Linked DNA regions of Homo sapiens: region 2 is linked to region 1. Evidence: chromatin loops called from intact Hi-C (ENCODE). Cell type or tissue: heart right ventricle. All regions are shown on one strand. Links, peaks and the distances in the headings refer to the core of each region. The heading gives the core; the rest is flanking DNA.

Evidence for each region. Hi-C counts contacts between places; a loop is a spot of excess contacts. Peaks named below come from ENCODE experiments on the same cell type or tissue, not always from the same donor. Only the 100,000 strongest peaks of a DNase experiment are listed, where the experiment ranks them.
Region 2: a loop joins it to region 1, with 2.8 times the contacts of the local background. A loop is called at or near these places in 77 of 110 quality-filtered maps.

What each region holds. Positions count from the first base shown.
Region 1 is chr11:86,610,865-86,619,895 of GRCh38, reverse strand. The region is part of intron 2 of ME3 (malic enzyme 3); the gene reads left to right. Among named protein-coding and RNA genes, the nearest start is that of ME3, 57 kb to the left of the region's middle. In heart right ventricle, for the core only: no CTCF peak of the experiment used is centred there; no DNase peak of the experiment used is centred there.
Region 2 is chr11:86,436,136-86,445,166 of GRCh38, reverse strand. ME3 (malic enzyme 3) reads left to right here. Exons shown (of 15, transcript NM_001161586.3): 14 at 2,248-2,346; 15 at 3,727-4,059. The coding sequence ends at 3,888. Among named protein-coding and RNA genes, the nearest start is that of CCDC81, 66 kb to the right of the region's middle. RefSeq lists an enhancer at 1,960-3,159. In heart right ventricle, for the core only: no CTCF peak of the experiment used is centred there; a DNase peak (open chromatin) is centred at 4,506; H3K27ac peaks cover 4,051 bases.

The sequences.
Region 1 (9,031 bases), core at 777-8,776:
GCTGATCAGGCTCACACTTAAGGGATGAATTTGCTGCCCTAATTAATGTATAATATTTAATCCAAGCCCTTCCTTATTTCCACTTCTAAAAGGTATCATGTTGACAACTGTATTAGTCTGTTTTCATGTACCTGATAAAGACATACCCCAGACGAGGTAATTTATAAAGAAAAGGAGGCTTAATGGACTCACAGTTCCACGTGGCTGGGGAAGTCTCACAGTCATGGCAGAAGGTAGAAGCACGTCTTACATGGCAGAGGACAAGAAAGAATGAGAACCAAGCAAAAGGGGTTTCCCCTTATAAAACCATCAGATCTCATGAGACTTATTCACCACCACTAGAACAGTATGGGGGAAACCCCTCCTGTGATTCAATTATCTCCCACCAGGTGCCTCCCACAACATGTGGGAATTATGGGAGCTACAATTCAAGATGAGATTTGGGTGGGGACACAGCCAAACCATTATCAACAAGTAAGATCAAATTTGGCAGCCAGAAGAAAACTGAAGTTAATTAGTACCATATTTTTAACCCTCAATTTAATACTTTATTATACGATTTCAGTATTCTATAATTTCTCACATTAATAGTATTTTTCACCAACAAGATTGCATATTTAACTTTAGAAACTTTATTAGGCTGTTCTTGCACTGCTATAAAGAAATACCTGAGACTGGGTAATTTATGAGAAAAGAGGTTTAATTGGCTCATGGTTCTGTAAGCTGTACAGGAAGCATAGTGCTGACATCTGCTTCTGGGGAGGCCTCAGGGAGCTTTTACTCATGGTGGAAGGCAAAGTGGGAGCTTACACATAACATGGCATAAGCAAGAGCAATGGCGGGTTGGGGGGAAGAAGGTGCCACACACTTAGAAATGACCAGATCTTGGCCAGGCACGGTGGCTTATGCCTGTAATCCCAGCACTTCGGGAGGCCAAGGCGGGTGGATCACGAGGTCAGGAGTTTGAGACGAGCCTGACCAAAGTGGTGAAACCCCCGTCTACTAAAAATACAAAAATTAGCTAGGTGTGGTGGCATGTGCCTGTAATCCCAGCTACTCGGGAGGTAGGATAATCGCTTGAACCCAGGAGGTGGAGGTTGCAGTGAGCCGAGATCACGCCATTGCACTCCAGCCTGGGTGACAGAGTGAGACTCCGTCTCAAAAAAAAAAAAAAAAGACCAGATCTCATGAGAACTCATTTACTATCATGAGGACAGCACCAAACCATGAGGGATCTGCCCCCATAAGCTAAACACCTGGCACCAGGCCCCACCTCCAACATTGAGGATTGCAGTTCAACATGAGATTTGGGCAGGGACAAATATCCAAATTATATCAGAAACAATTGTGACCAGCTTCAAGGCTGTGTATGTTTAGATTTAGACTTAGCTAATATTTCTTCATTGCTTCCTAAATGTGACCTCTGTGGAAGGCGTTTTTCACAGACATTATCTCATTTAATCCTTGTATTAGCTCTATAAGAATTTTTGATGTGAATATTACCACAATTTTTGGAGTAAGAAAACTGAAGCTAGGTGATTTATGTTAGGTAGTTTATGATCCTACTTTTTTTTTTTTTTTTTTTTTTTTTTTTTTGAGACAGAGCCTTGCTCTGTCGCCCAGGCAGGGGTGCAGTGGCGCAATCTCAGCTCACTGCAGCCTCCACCTCCCAGGCTCAGGTTATTCTCTCACCTCAGCCTCCCAAGTAGCTGGGGTTATAGGTGCGTGCCACCATGCCCAGCAAATTTTTTGTATTTTTAGTACAGATGGGGTTTTGCTATGTTGCCCAGGCTGGTCTGGAACTCCTGGACTCAGGCAATCTGCCCAACTTGGCCTCCCAGAGCGATGGCATGAGCCACTGTGCCCAGCCATGATCCTACATCTTGTGAATTTGAACTCAGGTCCTAGACTCCAGGTCCGATATTGAATAATGGTTTCTGGCCATGCTCATTTATAGTCTTTGACTGCAGTTTAATGTCATCTCAGAATATTTTTTAGATTTTTGGATTATTTATTTTTCCTTTGTCATTTAGACCCTAACTTGTAGATCAGGTTTCACATCTGTGCTGCAGTTTAGCACCCAAAAAAGAAATTTTATATATGAAAGAGCCAAAGTATATTTTTCTTTATCCTTTGGTTATTTTTCCTTTCCTCTTCACATAGCTTGTGGTTAAATTATTTTCCTTAGACTTTCATACTAAAATAATTTGCCTTTGGGTAGAGGCCAAGCACAGACCATTTTCAATTCTCTACAAGATTGTTTTTCTAAGCAGCTCAAATGAAAAAATTCCCATGTCTTACAATGGGCATTTGTAAGTTGGTTATTTTGGGCAATCAGTGCTAAAATGTAGAGTCTCTTCAAAATCTTGAATCTTCTCAGTACACCTACCTTTAGGAAATGACCTAAAATAACTACATAGAAAACAATAGCAATGACCCCAAAGCCCACATCAGTTATCATTTCCAGATTCATGCAACAGTTTGTCTTCTTTATATTGAGTTTAACTTTTAAACGAGACTTAGTTACCTTAGAGGAAACTAAGAATTGGAAAGAAGAACCTTCAAACTAAACAAAATAAACATATGGCTTACATTTGTTGAGTGCTTACCTTGTGCCAGGAATAATGCTCAGTGCTTTAACTGCATTATTATTTTCAAAACCTACAATCCCCTGTAGTAGGTAATTTTTTATGTATATACTAGATGAACTAAAGCTCAAGGAAATAATTTGTCCAAGGCCACTCAGCAGTAATAAATGCCAGACCCAGAACTGAAAACCAAATCATACTGGCTCCAGATCGCTTGTTCTTCATCTTTAAAAAAAAAAAAAAAAAAAAAAAAAAAAAAAAACTACTATCTTGGAGTATTTTAGATGTACAGAAAAGTTGCAAAGGTAGTACAAGAGTTCATGTATACCCCTTACCCAGTTTTCCCACATTGTTAACATTTCCATGGTTTTATCATTTAACATTTATCAAAACTAAGAAATTAATATTGGTACATGACTATGAACTAAACTCCAGACTTTCTTTGGATTTCACCAGTTTTTCTATTGGTGCCTCTTTTCTGTTCTAGGATCCAATCCAAGGTACCACATTACATTTGGCTGCCATGTCTCCTCATCCCCTCTGGGTTATGACAGTGTCTCAATCTTTCCTTATTTTTCATGACCTTGACAGTCCTAAAGGGCACTGGCTAGGTATCTTGTAGAATGTCCCCCAACTAGGTTTATATGATGTTTTCCTCATTATTAGACTGAAGTTATGAGTTTTTCAAAGGACTATCACAGAGGTAGAATTCTTATTCTTAACCACTTTCTGATGCTGTGTGACTTTCAGATGTGCTTGTACTGTTAGTGGGCAGGGTAATTCTATTTGTCATTCTACCAAAGAATGAACTATAGTATTGATATGATTTGGAAAAAAAATAGTTCATTTAAGAAGAATTTAAAATCCCACAATGACTTGCTTATTTCCATATAGACAGTTAACAGTTTAAGAATTAACATCAGCACTGAGAATTTCCTAATAAAGTGATGTTTCAGGTGAAGAGAAATTCCAGTATTTTCATGTTGAAAATATGTCCAAGAGAAGTAAACCTAAATATCATAAAAGTTTTATTCATAAAATCTCTTTACAATTATTTATGATAATGAAACATTTAGAAAATAGCACAAATGCCTAACAAAGGAATAGTTAAGTAAATTATGGCATATCCCTTATCACGGTGTATTACACAAACTTTTAAAAAGATATTTACCAAAATGGGTCATAATGCAGACAATATTTACTGGAAAAGCAGGATATAACATTGCTTTTTGTTTATAGTCACAACTAACAATATATGTACTGTCTTAAAGTGACAAGAACATATACCAAAATGTCAATAGTGGTTGTGCTTTGGTGGTGAGACTATAAGTTTTACTTCCTTCTGCTTATCCATGCATTCTATGCAATTAGGATGTTTATGAGTTTTTTTAATTGTTATTGGTGGTTTTTAATCTTTTCAAAGAAGTATGCTCTGAAATCACTACAAGAATATTTTGTGACTTTAAGAAGTTGTTATGCAAGAAAATCCTTGAGAGCAAGAGCCATGACTTAGGTTTCACTCTGTCCCCCAGCCCCAACCCCTAAGCCATAGCACCCTCAAGGTCAGAGTGCTGAGATTCTGAGTATGGGAAGTTGAGAAGAGGAAGGAGGTGCTTCACTGCTACTTACCTCACACCACCACCAACACCCCCATGTGTATGGGGTAAATAGTAATGAAGTACTTCCTCAATAGCTTTCTGAAAGCAAGGTGCAGACTCAGACAGAGGTGAACTCTTATTAGCTCTGTGATCTTGATAAGTCATCCCACCTTGAGGCCTGTATTTCTACCTTGATCAAGATGCAGTATAAAGATGTGGTTAAGTGGAGTGTTACTACCTGATGTTGAGTCTTGGACAGGTAACTTAATTCTCTGTTTCTCCATTTCTTCATCCATAAAATGGGAATAATACTAGAATGTACTTTATGAGAATTGGGGGAGGACAAAATAAGTTAATGTATGTAAAGTGCCATTCATGATTGAATAGTTAATCCTTACTTACCAGAAGTTTCAGAATCCTGTACTAGATGATTTCTTGGGTAACCTCCAACTCAAAAATTCCATAATTCCAATTATCCAGAGGCTACAGCTTCTCAAATTGTGGCCTTGAAAAAATATGTGTAGGGTCCGGATGTGGCTAGAAGCTCACTAAGATTTGTACCGATGGAAGAATAGTTCATAAATTCCTGTTTTGATTTCTGAAAGTAAAAAAAAATGTCCAAAAGGACCTCAAGCCAAAGGCTATAGCTCTTGGTTTTTCATACTCCGTGATATTTTTTAAAAAAACGATTTGGTTCCGCCAGAATGTGTGTATTCTTATGGCCAAAAACCCTAAAAGTCGTCTCATGGCCACATCTGACATGGTTTAGTATTTAGTACATTTTATCAAAAAGCTCATTAATGTATTGGAAGTGGTAAGTGGTATGGAGCTGGGAGTACCAAGCTCTTAATATGCAATACAATGTGAAAAATAATACCAGTATCAGAGAAGTGGCTGGACCTCTTTATAGGCTAGAGAGATATAGAGAAGATATTGAAAAGCTTAATTTCCACAACACTTAACTCAGGGAAGTGTTTGGCAAATCAAGTGAATATTTGAGGTTTGAGGACTTAGCTTTGAGAGACTATGAAAAAAAATCCATAGGCACCTGGTTGGTGCCTGTTGCTAAAAAGCTGAGAAGACAAGGAATTGAGGTCGAAGATAAGGCACCACCCTGGGAATTTGGAGACCTGGGTCCCTCAGAGAAGGTTATGCCTGCTTTGAGAAGGGGTTGGTGTCTGTTTGATCCATTGAGAGCCCAGACAGAAAGGAAAACAGGTCCTCAGTCTGCTCAGATGGAGCAAAGAGGGGTTCTGGACTCACAGCAAAGGCAAAATCCATCCTGTGTATTTTGGGTTTAAGTTAACTCCAAATCAGATCAATTCAAGAGTGGACGTTTTAACTGGCTGAAATGAGTTTATAATTTCTACATAAGTGGTGAAAATACAATCTTAAAGTGCTTTGCAGTCTCCAGTGTTGTAATAGTCTTTGGAATCAGCCAGACATGAGTTTGAATGCCAGCTCCACAGTCTGTTAGCTGAGGCAATAAGTGACTGGGGCAAATCATTTAAGCTCTGTCTTCTCCAGTTCTTTCTTAGAGGTCCTGGGAAGATGATGTGAGATTCTGATTCAAAGTGCTGAGCAAATGTCTGTTTTGGTACCAGTACCATGCTGTTTTGGTTGCTGTAGCCTTGTAGTATAGTTTAAAGTCAGGTAGGGTGATGTCACCAGCTTTGTTCTTTTTGCTTAGGATTGTCTTGACTATACAGGCTCTCTGTTGGTTCCATATGAAATTTAAAGTAGATTTTTTTCTAATTCTAGGAAGAATATCAATGGTAGTTTGATGGGTATAGCATTGAATCCATGAATTACTTTAGGCAGTATGACCATTTTCACGATATTGATTCTTCCTACCCATGAGGATGGAACGTTTGTCCATTTGTTTGTATCCTCTCTTATTTCCTTGAGCAGTGGTTTGTAGTTCTCCTTGAAAAGGTCCTTCACATCCCTTGTTAGCTGTATTCCTAGGTATTTTATTCTCTTTGTAGCAATGGTGACTGGGAGTTCATTCATGATTTGGCTCTCTGCTGTCTATTGTTGGTGTAAAGAAATGGTTGTGATTTTTGCACATTGATTTTGTATCCTGAGACTTTGCTGAAGTTGCTTATAAGTTTAAGGAGTTTTGGGGCGGAGATGATGGGGTTTTCTAAATATAAAATCATGTCATCTGCAGATAGAGACAATTTGACTTCCTCTCTTCTTATTTGAATATGCTTTATTTCTTTCTCTTGCCTGATGCCCTGGTCGGAACTTCCAATACTATGTTGAAAAGTAGTGGTGAGAGAGGGCATCCTTGTCTTGTACCAGTTTTCAAAGGGAATGCTTCCAACTTTTGCCCATTCAGTATGATATTGGCTGTGGGTTTGTCATAAATAGCTCTTATTATTTTGAGATATGTTCCATCAATACCTAGTTTATTGAGAGTTTTTAACATAAAGGGACACATAGATCAATGGAACAGAACAGAGACTTCAGAAATAACACCACACATCTACAACCATCTGATCTTCGACAAACCTGAAAAAATAAGCAATGGGGAAAGGGTCTCCTATTTAGTAAACGGTGCTGGGAAAACTGGCTAGCCATATGCAGAAAACTGAAACTGGACCCCTTCCTTTCACCTTACAAAAATTAACTCAAGATGGAGTAAAGACTTAAATGTAAAACCCAAAACCATAAAAACCCTAGAAGAAAATCTAGACAATACCATTCAGGACATAAGCATGGGCAAAGACTTCATGACTAAAACACCAAAAGCAATTGCAACATAAGCTAAAATTGACAAATGGGATCTAATTAAACTAAAGAGCTTCTGCACAGCAAAAGAAACTAGCATCAGAGTGAACAGGCAATCTACAGAATGGGAGAAGATTTTTGCAATCTATCCATCTGACAAAGGTCTAATATCCAGAATTTACAAGGAATTTAAACAAATTTACAAGAAAAAAACAACCACATCAAAAAGTGGGCAAAGGATATGAACAGACACTTCTCAAAAGAAGACATTTACATGGCCAACAATCATATGAAAAAAAGCTAAACATCACTGATCATCAGAGAAATGTAAATCAAAACCACAATGAGATACCATCTCGCACCAGTCAGAATGGCAATTATTAAAAAGTCTGGAAACAATAGATGGTTGTGAGGCTGTGGAGAAATAGGAAGACTTTTACACTGTTGGTGGGGATGTAAATTAGTTCAACCATTGTGGAAGACAGTATGGCGGTTCCTCAAGGATCTAGAACCAGAAATACCATTTGACCCAGCAATCCCATTACTGGATATATACCCAAAGGAATATAAATCATTCTCCTATAAAGACACATGCACACATATGTTTATTACAGCACTATTTACAATAGCAAAGACATAGAACCAACCCAAATGGTCATCAATGATAGACTGGATAAAGAAAATGTGGTACATACACACTATGGAATACTATGTGGCTATAAAAAGGAATGAGATCATGTCCTTTGCAGGGACGTGGATGAAGCTGGAAGCTATCATCCTCAGCAAACTAACACAGGAACAGAAAACCAAACACCACATGTTCTCACTCATAAGTGGGAGTTGAAAAATTAGAACACATGGATACAGAGAGGAAAAACACACACCAGGTCCTGTTGGGGGTTGGGGGGCAAGGGAAGGTAACTTAGAGGATGGGTCAATAGGTGCAGCAAACCACCATGGCACATGTCTACCTATGTAACAAACCTGCATGTTCTGCACATGTATCTCATTCTTTTTAGAAGAAATAAAAATTAAAAATAAAAAAAGAGTAAACCAAAGTGCTGAGCATAGAACTAGGCACATAATGCATATCCAATAAATGGTTGATATTGGTGTATTGTCTTTGTTCCTCTCAGCAACTTTTTCAGATGGTAGCTATTAATACCCCCATTTTACAGATGAGAAAACTGAGGTTTAGAGTGGCTGAGTAGATTGCCTAAGATCAAACATCTAGACCCATAGTAAGAGCCAACAATCAAGGCCCTGTTTTCAGACTTAACTTCTAGAGTCTTCCCATTGCATGATAAGGAAAAGCCCTCCTTTGAATACAGCACTAATCAGATATTCATTTTTCTTCCCCCCCCCCCCACTTTATTGAGTTATATTTGACAAATAGAAATTGTATATATTTAAGATGTACAATGTGATGATTTGATATATATAATATATATACATACATTGTGAGATGATGACCACAATCACGCGAATTAACATATCTATCACCTCACATAGTTACCCACCTTTTTTTGTGTTGAGAACACTTAAGATCTACTCTCTTAGAAAATTTCAAGTATACAATTCTTATTAACTATAGTCACCATACTGTACATTAGATCTTCAGAACTTACTCACCTTTTTTTCTCTTTTTGTTTACAAGTGTCTGCTGTAAGGAGAGGCTTTATTCATAATTAAAAATTTATACCCTTTGACCAACATCTCCCCATTTCCCCACACCCCGGGCCCTGGCAACCACAATTCTATTTTCTGTTATGAGTTCAACTTGTTTATATTCCTCAAGTAACTGAGATCATGCAGCATTTGTCTTTCTATGTCTGGTTTATTTCACTTAACTTAATGTCCTCCAGGTTCATCCATGTTTTGGCAAATGGCAAGATTTCTCTCACTCTTTAGGGCTAAATAATATTCACATATATATGAGGTTGAGACCCAAATTCAGAACGCTGTCTAGGAAGTCAGGTTGGCTTGAAGTGATATCTGGAGTTTGAGACTGTCCAGACCCCAGTGCTACAGCTGCCTGACAACTGGATTGTCTGCCATCGTCCACTGTGCCTGGCTTTTCTGGCCAACAGTTGGTGCTGTTTTGTTCAG
Region 2 (9,031 bases), core at 688-8,687, 170 kb after region 1:
TCCTGTAGCTGTGGGCAGAGCTGTGTGAAGTCCCCATTGGATGGAAAGAGTCACTTTCTGCTTGAAGTCAGCCTGAAAGCAAAGTCCTCTGTTGAGTAAAAACACAATTGCTACAGTCCTGCCTATATAATACCATGGGACATCCACACATCTGCCCCACTACCTCCAGTGCTGTGAGACAGTTCAGCTCCAACATTTCATGAACAGTGTCCATCAATTACACAGGAACCTCTCCTGGATCTACTTATTATCACCTGCTGTGAGCAAGATAAGGTCCCTCCCCTATAGGAGCTCACATTATGGTCTTCAAAGGCCTGGCAAGTTATATTTCTGAAAAGGGTACTTTTAGTGAAGATAATTTAAGTTGAATTTGATTTTCCCATGGAAAATTAATATAGACTTTAAGGAGATGTGCATTCACCACCTCCTTTCATTGTAACAACTCTGTAAAATAGGTAAAATTCTTACTCATATGTGAGTTTAAGTCACTTGCTCAAGATCGCTGGTCTTGTGAGCCCAGGATGGCTCCAGACAACTTGACTCCCTGCTGAAGAGCATTGCCAGTGCCTACCGTCTTAGATGTGATCACACATACCATGATATATCTCTTCTCAGGATAACTTTTCTAGATGCATATCTAGCCATGGAAATCTTGCTTCTCTCTTATCAATCCATCTTCTATACCTTCACAAAGAGAATCCTTCAAAACATAGGTCAGGTCAAGTCTCTCCCCTAATTTCAGACCTTCGTATGGCTCCTTGGTGCATACAGGATAAAGTCCAAACTCCTTCCCATGATTTCCATACAAGGCACTTCATCACCAGGCCCTCCTTTCCTCTCCAACCTCACTTTTGGTGTCTCCCTAACATCGACCTAACCAATGTGCTGTTTTCAATCTCTTGTCCATGCTCTCTCTCACCTCCCAGCATTTGCATGGGCCATTCTCTCTCCCCTAATTCATGCTTTGTCCTTCAGGTATCAGCCTGTGACACTTCTGAGAAGCCTTTCCTATACATGGTAGACAGGATCCTGCCATCCTCCATGCCTGTATGTCCCCTCTCATTGCACTCACCCACTATAATTGCTATAATCATTTGTTACTTGTCCACTGACACCAGTCTCCATAAGAGAAAAGACTATGGCTTCTCCACCATAGAATCCTTCCTTATATGGCTCCTCAGCACCTAGCACAGAGTCTAGACACTAAAAGTGAGGCTGAAGAGGAAAGGAGGGCCCAGTGATGAAGTGCCTTGTATGGACACCATGGGAAGGAGTTTGAAGGAGCCATATAAAGGTCTGAAATTAGGAGACAGACTTGGCCTTCTCTCTGTTTTGAAAGATATAGTAGAGCACAGTGAATGTATGACTGAATGAATGGAAAAGAAAGATGGAAGTGTGAGAAGGAGGTAGAGAGGGAGGCCCACTTCCCTAATATCTGAAAACATTGAGGGGAGACCAACTTCTTAGCCTTGTCACTTCTGAGACACACAGTTCTCAGAGAGCACCAGTGGCATTTCCCAAGTCTAAATTTAACACCAGAAGCCTCAGTGGGAGTAGATTCAGAACCACCACATTAAAGAGGCTGATTTGCAAGGCTGAACAAACTCCAGCATCTGAGCCTGGAGGATCAGGCCCTGTGGCAGATGAGGCTTAACCCTCAGAGGCAAGCTCTGAACCTGGAAGGGAAGCTACGGGAGGCTCTGTTCTCAGGATGATGTGCTTAGGACATTTATTCCAATAAGGTGTAAGACTCAATCACTCACTGGAGGAGAGGCCTTCCTCAGACTGAGACCAGGGCTGGAAGGAAGAGCTCCAGGAGACTGAACACAAAGACATAACATAGCCTAGATGGTCACTCAAGATGGTACCAAGCACGTGGAAGGAGGCTGGGACCCAGGAAGTGAGGGACCCAGGGATCCCTATGCAACAGGCTGGACCAGCCAAGAGGAGATCTCATAGCCTTTGCTTTGCAGGCCACAGATTTATTCATCTTGGCTTTAGTGATTTTCCTTTGGAATTCAGAGACACTTAATGTTGTTTTAAGCCTCAGCCAGTCTTATAGTACAGAAAGGATGTGTCCTCTCTTACGCCCAAGCATTAAGCTTCCCTGGTAACAGAGTCAACAGTTGGAACTGCAGTGTTTGACCAACTATGCAGGGTGGGGTGAGTCTCTGGGGTAACGGGTTGGGCTTGTTTTGGGAAGGCAGAGACTCAGCTTATTCCTCTCGGTTCTCTCCTTCTCCCCAGCAAATTGCCCAGGAAGTCTCTGAGCAGCATCTGTCCCAGGGGAGACTCTACCCACCACTCAGCACCATCCGAGACGTGTCTTTGAGAATTGCCATCAAAGTAAGGGGCATCCTACCCCTGTAATATGGGTAGTGAGGCTCAACCACTTTCTCTGTCTGTGACTTTAGGAGGGTTAAGGGGATGGAAACTGTGGAGACACTGGATCTCCTTGAGCTGCACTACCTGTAACCCAGAGGCTGGGTGACAAACTCTTGTTTGCAGCTTGAGCTCCACCCCAAACACCCACCCAGGCCAGTTCTGGGAAAGCTCCTGGATTTCCCCTAATACACCAAGCAGAAAGGTCATCAATGTCTGTGGACCAGAATATGGGAATTTTTTAGAAATGACTCATAAGCGCCCATTTATAAGAAAGGTCAGCTTGCATAGCATCACGGAAAAAGCTCAGGCTTTGGGGTCCCAGCTCTCCCAATCAGCAATGGTATAATATTGGCCCAATCACTTCACTTCCCTGAGCCTCAGTTTCCTCCTTCTTCAAAGGGCCAGTAGTTCCTCACTCTCAGAATTCTGGAGATTGGCAGAGAACAGTGAAAAAGCTCCATACCCAGTGCTCTCTCAGCCAGGGTAAATCTCTTTCTTCCCCTTTTTCTCAGAATGGCTGGCTATGGGGTGATCAGCTTCATGGAATATTCCAGACTATAAGACTGTGCAGAGATGATGGGTTTTCAAAGAATCAGAACATGGTGCAATAAGGACTGGCCCAACATTGATAATTGTTAAAGCTGGATAATAGATACATGACAGTTTATCATACTATTATTTCTATTAGTATGCATGTTTTACATTTTCTATAAGTTTTAAAAATAATTTCAGAAAATGCATCGTACAACAGCACACACACCCATGAGTTGTCTGGTACAGAATCCAGAATCAAGCCTCAAGATTAACAGTCCAGCTCAGGGTCCAGCTTCACCCCGTCAGTTTCTTCCTTTGGGCGATATTTAGATTCACATTCTCGTGAAGCCAAATCTAATACCCAGAGAACAGTGTCCAGGCTGTTCATCCAATTTAACCCATATTCAAGTGGAAAAAAAATCAGGTTCTGGACACATTTGCCTCTTGTCTAATTTTATCTTAACACTGCTCCAGAGAAAGGTCTCTTTACTCCCATTTTACAGATGAGGAAACTGAGGCTCAGCAAGGATAATATCAGCTCTGAGGACCCACAGGCCTTTGGAAGCAGGCAGAATTTATGCTGAAGCCTCTTGACCCTGGCTCAGTATTTATTCCACTATGTTAAAGCTGCCTGTCCAGAAAGAAAGCTTAAAATCCTTCCTATCCAGTTGTTTCATGAGCCATACTCATGAAAGAAACAAGTCTGGTTCCTTAAGGTGTATTCCCCTCCCCCATGCTCCCAAGCAAGGATCCTTAAGCAGGTTTCCCCTTAGATCCGGTTCCTTAGCCAAACATGTTTTTCTCTAGGTTCTCGACTACGCGTACAAACACAACCTGGCTTCCTACTACCCAGAGCCTAAGGACAAGGAGGCTTTTGTAAGATCCCTGGTCTACACTCCAGACTATGACTCCTTTACACTGGACAGCTACACTTGGCCCAAGGAAGCCATGAATGTTCAGACGGTCTGAGGCAGTCTCAGAGGCTAGTATGGGGCTAGATGAAGCCCAGAGTAACACCCACAATATAAATGGGTTCCAAAATGGCCCAAGTGAATCCTTGTCGCTGTGTTTTTTCTTTTAAACTTTCTGGTGTGAGAGGAGATGCCAAGGCATACAGTGAATAAAAGCCTTGTCTCTGAAGGCCCTGGGAGTTCACTTTTCTGAACCCTCCTCTGAGTTCCTTCCTAAGCATTTCTTCAACCATTAATCACCAACTACTGGCCAGGCCTTGTGGGAAATGCAGAATCTCATCTAGAATCCTGCCTTTACAGAGCTCGGGATCTAGTGGAGGAGATTGGACACAATTCATTTTGCCATAAGGGAGAAAGTGGTAAGTTCATGAAAGAACAGATAAAAACTGAGGGCAGTCAGAAAAGGGAGAGGATACTTCCTATGGAAATGTAAGAGAAGGCTTCAGGGAGAGCAGTGTTTACACTGAGTCCCAAGAGGAAAAGATGGGTGGGAGTCATGGGGAGATGAAGAATGTGAGCACAGCCACTAGCCAGAAAGCACAGCCCACCCATCAGGGAGTTTAGTCCATGTCAGCCATACACACCCTTCAAGTCTCGGCAGTGTGTGAAGGCTGAGTGGCTAACGGCAGCTCGCTAACTATTCAGGTCACTGCCCTGTGGGTTGTTGAGTCTTAGACATTCTTTTTTCTAAAAGGAAAACCAGAGAAATGTGGGTGGGGAGGGTCAGCCTGCCAAGCAGTGAGGAGGAAGAGAGGCAGTGAGAGGAACAGCACCATAGGGAGATCTAGGGAAGACTTGATTTCATTTTCCTGGCTCTGGAACACACTCTGGCTTCCATCCTTCACTCTCTGAAGTAGTTGAGCAACACAAAGCAGTTTTCTTAGTGAGTAATATCAGTCCATCCTGGGTGTTTCTTAGACCAAGTTCAGTGCTAGCCTTCATCTCTCTCATGTTCAGCAGAGCCCATATCATAGGGGTGGGGGCAGGAGAGAGCTTGCAGCCCCCTGAAATTAGATACTGCTAAGATGTTAAGACATGTGGAGATGGCAGCTTCCTGCCTCTAATTTCATTGTATAATCAAGGAATCAATAAATCATGCTTAGGGTCCTACTCCTGCTGCTACCTCAGCCTCAGGATCTCCACTGCCAGCAACGAATAGGTCCTATATGACCAACTCTCAAGGACAGGCTAGATGGACTATTAGACTTCTAGAAGAGTAATTAGCAGAGATACCACTCACTTCTTGCTCAGGTCTTATTCTTCCAAGAACTGCTTCCTTGGTGCTGGTGCTCAGCCAAGAATATCCTGAGAAAACATCCCTCCTCTATGATCCTTGGGATCATAGAGAATGAAAAACTATTCAGAAGAGAGTTTGAAGAGTGAAGCTGGAATCTGAACACCATGGAGTTTTTGACACTACCTTTTTACATCATGTCCCACAATTTCCTCTGTATCGCTGCTACATATCCTTTATAATCAATATAGTAGAAAAGAAAAACAATAGTAGAGAAAACAAATGAAAGCAAAATAGGTTCTTTGAAAAGATCAAATAAATTAACAAACTTTAGCTATACTAACCAAGACAAAAACAAAGAAGACACAAATTACACTTCCTTTGTTCCAGCCACACTGAACATCTTGCCAGCCCTAAGCACATGTGCTTTCAAGCCTGTGCTGATACTATCCATGCTTGGTCTCTCCTTCTGGGAAGTCCTTCCCTTCCCTTTTTTTCTCTTTACTGATTAAATTTTAGTTCACTCTAGCTTTCTGCCTGGAAACGGCATTCATCCTTGGAATTCAAATGCAATTGGCTCTATAGAGTAACAGAATTAATAACTAAATTAGAAATCAATAAACAGAAAACTATGGGAAATTCCAAAATATTGGAAAACAGTACATTTCAAAATAACCCATAGATCAAAGAAGAAATCACAAGCCAAGTTATATATGTTGAACTGAATTTTTAAAATCATATCAAAATTAATAAGATGTAGCTAAAGCAGTGTTTAGAGAGAAACTTTATAGCTTTAAATGTTGTCACGGTTAATTTTACGGCACCACAGGGTGCCCAGAAATTTGATCAAATGTTATTCTGGGTGTTGCTGTGAGGGTATCTTTGGATGAGAGTAACATTTAAATCATTAAACTAAGTAAAGTAGATTGCCCTCCACTAATTGCCTTCATCCAATTAGTTGAAGGCCTGAATAGAAAAAATGGATTCGCCCTCCCTTGAGTAAGAGAGACTTACTCCTACCTGATGCCTTTCTAACTGGGATATTGGCTTTTTCCTGCCTTTAGACAGGAACTATACCATCATCTCTCCTAGATCTCCAGCTTGCTGACTCACCCTGTAGATCTTAGAATTTGACAGCTTCCATAATCATGTGAGCCAAGCCAGTTCCTTATAATAAATCAACAGAGAGAGAGAGAGAAAGATCTTATTGGTTCTGTTTCTCTGGAGTACCCTGACTAATGCAAATTCCTATATCAGAAGAGAAAGAAAGAGAGAAAGGAAAGAAAAAAAGTCTCAAGTCAATAATTTAAACTTCCTCCTTAAGAAAATGGGGGTGGGGGAAAGCAAACAAAATTCAAAGCAAGCAAAGATTAGAGCACAAATCAATATACCTATAATAAGTAAAGAAATTAGTAATTAAAAAATCTTTCCCCCAAGAAAAACCAGGTCCAGGTGGCTTCATTGGTTGGAATTTATCAAATACTTAAGTAATAACACCAATTATGCAGAAACTCTTTCAGAAAATAGGGGAGGGAACACTTCCCAAATCATTCTATGATACTAGTATTGCCATATCAAAGCCAGATAAACATATCACAAGAAAAGTACAGGCCAATATCCTTCATGAATATAGATGAAAAAATCCTAAACAAAATATTAGCAAACCAAATTCAGCAACATGAAATTTAAAAATTACATACAACAAACAAGTGGGCTTTATCCTCAGAAACGTAGTTTTTTAACATTCAAAAATTGTTCAATATGGTTGTTCAATTACATTAATAGAATGAAAGACAAAAAAATCATATGATCATGCCAATAGATACGAAGAAAGCATTTGAAAAAAACCAACGCCCATTTATGAAAAAACCCTAAACAAAGTAGAAATAGAAAAGAACATCTTCAACCTAACGAAGGACATCTATAAAGAGCCAAAGATAACATCATATTTAATGGTAAAAGAATGAATACTTTCTCCCTAAGATCTGGAACAAGGCAAGGACGTTGTTTTTACCACTTCTAGTCAACACGGAGGGTGTTTAGCCAGTGCAATGAAGCAAGAAAGAGAAGCTAAAGGTGTCAAGATTGGAAAGAAAGAGTAATACTGCCTTGATTCACAGATGACCTAATCCTGCATGTAAAAAACACTAAAGAACACATACACATTCATTCATTCATTCATTCTCTCTCTCCTCTCTCTCTCTCTCTGTCTACTGGAACTAATAAATTAGTTTTGAAAGGTCACCAAATACAAGGTCAACATTATTTCTATATGCTGGCAGCAAATGATCTAAAAATAAAATTAAGAAAACAATTTCATTTACAACTGCATCAAAAAGAAAAGATACTTAGAAATAAATTTTAGAAGTGCAAGTATAGTATACCAAAAACTACAAAACATTGCTGATAGAAATTAAAGATCTAAATAAATTGAGAGAGATTCTTTGTTCATGGATTTGAAGACTCAATATTGTCAAAATTGCAATTATATTCAAATCTATAAAGTGAACACTATACCTATCAAAACCATTGTAGGGTTTTTTGGTGGAAACTTACAGGCTGATTCTAAAATGTTTATGGTAATGTAAAGGATCTCAAAGAGTCAAAAAAATTATAAAGAAGAACAAAGTGCCCTATTCAATGTCAAGAACCTACTATAAATATACAATGATCAAGGCTGTGTGGTCCAATAGCAAAGACATGAAATTAATCTAAGTTTCCATCAGTCGATGGCTGGATAAAGAAAATGGATAAGAAAATGAATATATATGTGCAATGGAATACTATTCAGCCATAAAAGGAATAAAATCATGTGTTTTGCAGCAACATAAATAGAACTGGAGGCCCTTAAGTGAAATAATTCAGAAAGTGAAATGCCATATGTTCTCATAAGTGGGAACTAAATAATGTGTACACATGAACAAAGAATGTGGAATCTCACTGGAGACCTGGAAGGGTGGGAGAGTGGAAGAAGAGTGAGGGATAAGAATTTACTTAATGGGTATAATGTGCAGTATTTTGGTAATGATTACACTAAAAGTCCATACTTCACCACTATGCAACATATCCATGTAACAAAACTGCACTTGTACACCTTAAATTTATACCAAAAAAGGACTGTGTGGTCATATAAATAAATGAAGCAGAACTGAGAGTTCACAAATAAGTTTTTACCTTTATGGCAAATTGATCATCAATTTTAATCAAATTTACTAATTTAATCAAAATTACTAAGGTAATTCATTGGGGGAAAGAGAGTCTTTTGAACAAATTGTGCTGAAACAATTGAATATCCACATGCAAAAAAAAGTTAACTTAGACACCTCACACTAAACACAAAAATTAACCTTTACACATCTCAAACCAAACAAAAATCAACCTGAAATGGATCACAGACCTAAATGTGAGAGCTAAAACTGTAAAATTTCTAAGATAAAATATAGCAGAATATCTTTATGACTTAGGTTGAGGAGAGTTCTGAGATACAACTTTAAAAGCATGATTCATAAAAGAAATAAATTGTACTTCATCAAAATTTAAAATTTTGCACTTTGAAACACTTTTTTTTGGGAGGGAAAAAGACAAGCAGCAGACTGGGAGAAAATAATTGCAAATCATATATCTGACGAAGACACTGGATCCGGAATATATAAAGAACTACTTCAACTTAATAAGAAGATGACAATTCAAATTTTAAAATGAGAAAAATATTTAAATCAGCATTTTATCCAAAAAGATAGGTGAATGGCTAACAAGCACATGAAAAATGTTTAACATTATTAGTAATAAGAAAATTAAAACCACAATGGCATAACAACACTCACCAGAATGGCTATAATAAAAAAAAAAGATCTGTTGGTAAGAATGTGGAGAACTTTGTCTCCTAAGCACTATTAGATTAAGGGAG